2 separate regions of the Homo sapiens genome follow, and region 2 is linked to region 1. The links are chromatin contacts, found by Hi-C or POLR2A ChIA-PET in ENCODE. All regions are on one chromosome and are shown on one strand. Each heading gives the region's core, a stretch centred on a gene start or an enhancer-like site at or near the end of the contact. The rest is flanking DNA. Distances are from core to core; before and after follow the strand shown.

Region 1 (3,035 bases), core at 50-2,549:
TCACATGACGACACAGTGAGCAGACAGCCTTCTGCAAGCCAGGAAGAGCACCCTCACTAACAACCTAATTCGCCATCATCTTGATCTTGGATCTCCCAGCCTCCAGAGCCAGGAGAAAATAAATGACTATTGTTTAAGCCACCAGTCTATGGTATTTTAGCAATCATTCATACACACACACAGCATCTGCTTTGTGCCAGCCACTATACAAGTCACTTTAGACGCAGTATCAGTTGATCTCCATTTTACAGATGAGAAAACCGAAGCTTAGATTAAGCAACTTGCCCAAGGTCACACATCTGGTGAGATTCCTAGCCAGTGGTAAATTGCATAACATTCAGCCAACAAACAGAGCAGCTGCCATAAGCAGAGTTCTCAAATAATCATTTGTGTGGAAATCAAAAAGGAGGGCAACACAGTCTCTGCCCTCAGGAAACTCCGGAAGGGAGGAGAGGACAGGTAGGCCATGAGTTACAGGGGGCCACAAACGTCATAAACAGGCGTTTGTCAAAGGCCGCCGGAGAACCGGGAAGCAATGATTGGGCAAATCTGGGAAGACTTCCACAGAGGAGGTGGCAAGCCGGAACAAGGCACACAAATGCCAGGTGCTCGTAGAGGGCTGGATACAATGGGGGCTTCACTACCAGGCCTGTCAGGTGGGGCACCCCCAGAAAATCAGGCTGAGGTGACGGACTGGGACGTCTCGCAGCATGAGGCTGAGTTTAGGCAAAGCTGTCGGGGTCCCAGGACCCATGATTTCCCCCCACCCCCGTCTGCCCCATTCCCAACTTCTCTATGGGGCAGGAACTCGACGAGGGGCACCATGCTGCAGAGAAAGGGCGCCATGCCTTTGGGGCTGGGGCTCGGCAGAAGGTCCTCTGAGCGTGGATTCCAACAGGAGCTCTGCCGCCACCCAGCAGGGTGACCTTGAATACGTCTGCCCGCATGGCTGGGCTTCAAAGACCTTGCCTGGGTGATGTGTGAGCACATGTGATTCCCGCTCACACCAGGCTCTAGGCTACCGTGCAGGCGGGAGCGCGTGGGGTGGTGCAGATCCCTTGCCTCGCCCCGGTGGGGGAGGCTGTTTCTGATTTGGGGGAGCAGGCAGCGTGGGGCCTCCCGTTCAGAGCTCTCTCACCACTGGGCCTGACCTCAGGGCGCCTGGCTGGGGCCAGGAAGGCGTTCGCGTCAGACAACCCCAGCGGGGAAGCCCCCCTCTCCCGCGGGCCAAACCGCAGCTTCTTGCAGCCACTCGCCCCGGCCGGTTTCGGGAGGAGGGCGGCGCTCCGAAGGCGGCCGCGCGCAACGGGGCCTCGGTCTGTGGACCAGCGTCCCCTGAGAAGCAGAAGGGGTGTGAAGGGCAGGAAAGGGGCCGTGCCGGGCTGTCCCTCCCGCCGCCTGCTCCGCGGGTGGCGCCCGGGGCCGGGTGGCAGCGGGGTGTGGGCGGGGAGACGCGGCGGGCGCGGGGGCGGCCGGGCAGGCGGCGCGCGCTCGGAAGTGCCCCCGGGCGGCCTCCGCGGCAGGCGGCTCCTGTTTCCCGGCTCCCGCCCGGGCGGGCGCGGGGCAGCTGCTGGGAGGTGAGCGGAGCAGCGTTTTCCCACAGTCTGGGGCGGTGACACATGGCGCTCACACATTCCACAGCCGGCGGCCGCGCCAGGCCTGGCTGCGAGTCAAGGCAGCGCCGGGAGCTGCCGACGAGCAGGTTCCGACTTTGGCACCCGCCGCGCCGCCTTCCCGCCTTCCCCACGCCCGGCGGGGGCGGAGGGGGACGCAGAGGGGCCCGCGCCGGCGGCTTAACCCTTGGACGTCTAGACACAACTTTGATCAGCAGTTTATTGAATCTCAGTGTGTGTCTCACCCAGGTGCTGAATAAATGTCGAATGCATGAATGAATTACTGAATGAATGAACGAATGAACGAACAAATGAATGGACGCGCGCACACATGCTGTAGGGAGCCCTTCTTGGCTCGCTCACGTAACGCACCTATGCAACAACTGGCCAATACGCTTTCCAAAGCTCCTGACTCCCACTCCGTACATTCTTTGGTGGTGTTTCTTTGAGACAGAGTCTCTCTGTCGCCCAGGCTGGAGTGCAGTGGCGTGATCACTGCAACCTCTGCCTCCCAGGTTCAAGCGATTCTCGTGCCAGGCTCCCACCACCACGCCCGGCTAATTTTTGTATTTTTAGTAGAGACGGGGTTTCGCCATGTTGGCCAAGCTGGGCTAGAACTCCTGACCCTGTCAGGTGATTCGCCTACCTCAGCCTCCCAAAGTGCTGGGATTACAGGCATGAGTCACCGCGCCCAGCCACTCTGTACATTCTTGAAAGGCCCCTGAAGTAAGGGGGGGATGTTGGCACCCCCAGTTTACAAGGAGGAAAGCGACTAGGAGAAGTAGCTTGCTAGGGGTGGCTTTGCACTTCTAGATTCAGATAGGAACCGCCAAAGAGATGGGGAATGGGGAAGCGGGGACATCCCCGTCATCTCCCCTCCCACCATTGGACATGGTAGGCCGGGCGGGAGTCAAGGCAGTGCTTATGCCTCGACTCCAGCCCAGAGCCTGGTGTGAGTGAGCATCACCTGTGGTCAGAGATCAGCCATTTGCCTCTGAGTCGGTGATGAGGGCGTTTGCCAATCTCTGGCGGGACTCCTTCCCACAACTCTCTGTTTACTGATGAGCAGTGGAAACCTTGATCAAAGACTATTCTGGCAACCATTTGACAGAAACAAAAACAATTTGAAAACTGCTTTAAAAAAAAATAGAACTTCCGATTCTGGGGTGGAGATCTGTTCCTATGAGATGGCACCATTCCTGTATTCTGCTTCCCTTGGGCCTCTGTGTGACTCCTCTGGACCTCCAGCTCCCTTACTGCATCTAACTGCCCAGGGTAGAGACTACACTGAAACAGGGACCCTTCACTCCAAATCCCACAAACCGAGGAACCGGCAAATCATCCCACAAAGAAGCTGCCCAGACCCCAGGGCGCAGGAAGGGCTCTGGAAACACTGTGATGTTTCCAGAACTGCCTTACATA
Region 2 (2,918 bases), core at 270-2,769, 230 kb after region 1:
GCGTGAACCCGGGAGACGGAGCTTGCAGTGAGCGCGGCACTGCACTCCATTCAGCCTGGTCGACAGAGCGGGACTCCGTTTCAAAAAAAAAAAAAAAAAAGTAGCCGGGTGTGGTGGCGGACGCCTGTAATCCCAGCTACTTGGGAGGTTGAGGCAGGAGAATCGCTTGCACCTGGGAGGCGTAGGCTTCGGAAAGAGGAGGCTTCAGTGAGCCGAGACCGCATCACTGCACTCCAGCCTGGGCGACAAAGCGAGACTCCATCTAAAAAAAAAAAAAAAAGATGTAAGTAGATATTTGCTGTGATGATAGTTTTGCATTCTATTTTAAAATCTTCTGTCAGTCTTTGTTCAGTGATAGACTTAAGACATTTAAGAGCTGAGAGGGAGCGGAACACGAATCCCCTCAACCCATTTTTTTTTAGGAATATATGAGAGGAATAAAATTCGCTACTGTCTGCTCAAAGTTTGAGTTGGACCCTTGCTGGGGAATGTGAAAAACAAAGCTGTTGGTGACGCTTTGAAAATCAGCAAGGTGTACTATTAAAGGTTAAATAAATGCTATTTTAAATTCTCATTCATTATGATTTATTGCTCAAGTCTCCCTATGAGAAAGAGGGCTACAGTATGCCAACATCACCCCTTTCTGTCTTTGTCATGGGAATGGAATGTCTTTTGAACTGCTAAAGTAGATAATTCCATGCCTGGAAGAAAAACGAAGGCAGGGGGAGGGGAGAGTAGAAGGAAAAAAGATCCTCTCATTTCCTAATAACTGCAAAGGCCAGGAATGTGCCACAGCGGCATTCAGGAAAATTCGGCGATGCGTGCCACCGTTGGGTGCGCGCCCCGTCCCTCTAGTGCCAGGTGGGGGACTGGGAAGCCGCCTCTGCCATCTGCCAAGGACCCACGCGGCCTGAGTGATTTACCCATTCCCGGCAATGGCGAGATTTCTTTCTAAAAAAAAAAGAAAAAAGAAAGAAAAAAAAAATCTTTGTTGTTTCACCGTTGGCCTCTTGGCCTCGAAGGGCAGCGCGCGCCCCGCCTGCAGTCCCCCGGGCCGCGCGGCTGGAAAGGCCTCTCTGAAGGGGGCGTTCCGCTCTGCCCACTGCGACTCCGGCCATTGTCCTCATTCGCCCCGCACGGGGACTGAGGAGGGGGCTTTTTAAGTAGTTCCCCGGGAACAAAGGGGACTCAGGCGCCGGGCTTCATTACGGGCTCGTTGGCCACACCAGCGGCCCCGCCTCTCGCCACAGCCTCGGCCACAACCAGCCCCAGCCAGTGGCTCAAGGCCGCCGCCGCCGCCAGCTTGCTGGCTCCTCCCGGCCCTCCCCCTCCTGCCCCCTCCGTCCCCTCCCCTCCAGCCCCGGGCCCCCGCTGCGCCCACGCCCCGCCGGACCGCTCCCGCCTGCCAGGTAAAAGCAGAGCGCCGGGATCCACCCGGCCCCGGGCCGCTCCAGACCTGCCCCACGCCCTGGCGTGTCCCTTTCCCGGTGGGGACCCTCTAGCGGCCTGAGTTTGAGAGAAGATCTAAGCTAAGCCGCCACAGCGAGGGACCACATTGAGAAGATCGGAGCCTGCCTGGCCGTTGTGAGCCTCCTCTCCTGCGGCTGAACAGACCTAACTGACTACAGCCAGGAGTGGGTCATTCGAGGGTCAGGAGAGGTTTTAGACGTAAAATACACACGTGGGTGACCTCAAACATACTCTCTGAGCCTCTTGTTGAACAAAATGGAGCTAGGCAGTTTGGGGTTCTTTGTTTGTTTGTTTTTACATGGAGTCTCACTCTGTCACCCAGGCTGGAGTGCAGTGGTGCAATCTCGGCTCACTGCAACCTCCGTCTCCCAGGTTCAAGTGATTCTCCTGCCTCAGCCTCCCAAGTAGCTGGGATTACAGGCACGCGCCTCCACGCCTGGCTAATTTTTGTATTTTTAGTAGAGAAAGGGGGTTTCGCCATGTTGGCCAGGCTGGTCTCGAACTGCTGACCTCAGGTGATCCGCCTGCCTCAGCCTCCCAAAGAGCTGGGATTACAGGAGTGAGCCACCACGTGGAGCTAGGCAGTTTTAAGAGTGATCAATAATGTATGAGACACGCTCCTTTCTAGTAGGTGCTGCTTAAATCATAATTAGTGTCATTGTCGCATGGAACCTACAGCATCCAACGTAAGAGGCTTTGAAAAGTGCTTCTGGGCCGGACAAGGTGGCTTCCCCCTGTAATCCCAGCAACTCTTGGGGCTGAAGTGGGAGGATTGCTTGAGGCCAGGAGTTCAAGCACAGTCTGGGAAACGTGGCAAGAGCTCATCTCTAAAAAATAAAATCAATTAGCCAGGCATGGTGATGCCCACCTGTAGTCTTAGCGACTCAGGGGGCTGAGACACGAGAATTGCTTGAGCCCAGGAGTTTAAGCCTCCAGGGAGCTGTGATCACAGCACGGTACTCTAGCCTGGGCAACAAAAGAGACCCAGTCTCTTTTAAAAATTTAAAAATAAAATAAGAATGAAAGTGCTCTGAAGTGATGAGGACCGCAATGGAGCGTCAACAGCAGGCTAGGAAATCATAGCACGTGCTCCTCCACTGAGAGAAACCTCCTCCGTGCGCCCCCTGCTCCTGCCTAAGCTCCTCTGCAGAAGGACCTTCAAAGCCTGGGGCAAGCTCCCCCGCAGGTGCTGCACAATGATAAATCCTGATGCATAAGAGCCCCAGACAAGGCTAATGGGCCACGCGTGGGAAGCCAGGAGGTAATTGAATGGAGAGATTTCCCTGGGTGGCTGGGAGGGCTGCTCCACGCTGAACCATGCCAAGCTCCACTGCTCACAGAGGATCTGGCCAGCGCCCGCAGGAAGTGGGTGAAAGAACATTCACTGGTAGAAAAGAGTGCAGCCTCCCAGGGGAGCTTCCCATAGGGCCAAAGAGCTCGCACTCCAG

Evidence for each region. A loop is a pair of places that touch in the nucleus more often than their neighbours do. ChIA-PET counts read pairs that join two places held with the same protein, here RNA polymerase II (POLR2A). Pooled maps may share reads with other maps.
Region 2: a pooled map shows a loop between it and region 1 (4-fold over the local background). The contact joins the enhancer-like site here to the promoter of LINC02028 in region 1. A Hi-C loop is called at or near these places in 2 of 168 maps with a recorded cell type or tissue (B cell and endometrial microvascular endothelial cells), 13 of 37 single-sample maps with no recorded cell type and 13 of 50 pooled maps. POLR2A ChIA-PET finds 5 or more read pairs at or near these places in 3 of 52 experiments (HEK293, WTC11 and activated B cell).

Annotation. Positions count from the first base shown.
Region 1 is chr3:194,069,671-194,072,705 of GRCh38, forward strand. LINC02028 (long intergenic non-protein coding RNA 2028) reads right to left here and starts at 1,300. Exons shown (of 3, transcript NR_136179.1): 1 at 1,152-1,300. It overlaps LOC102724877, which reads left to right and starts at 419. Exons shown (of 6, transcript XR_002959666.2): 1 at 419-605. RefSeq lists a silencer at 1,318-1,497.
Region 2 is chr3:194,295,897-194,298,814 of GRCh38, forward strand. No RefSeq gene overlaps it. Among named protein-coding and RNA genes, the nearest start is that of LINC00887, 15 kb to the right of the region's middle. Within about 2 kb of position 1,520, at least 20 of the 41 ENCODE cell types and tissues checked have a DNase peak (open chromatin) inside an H3K27ac peak, as active enhancers do.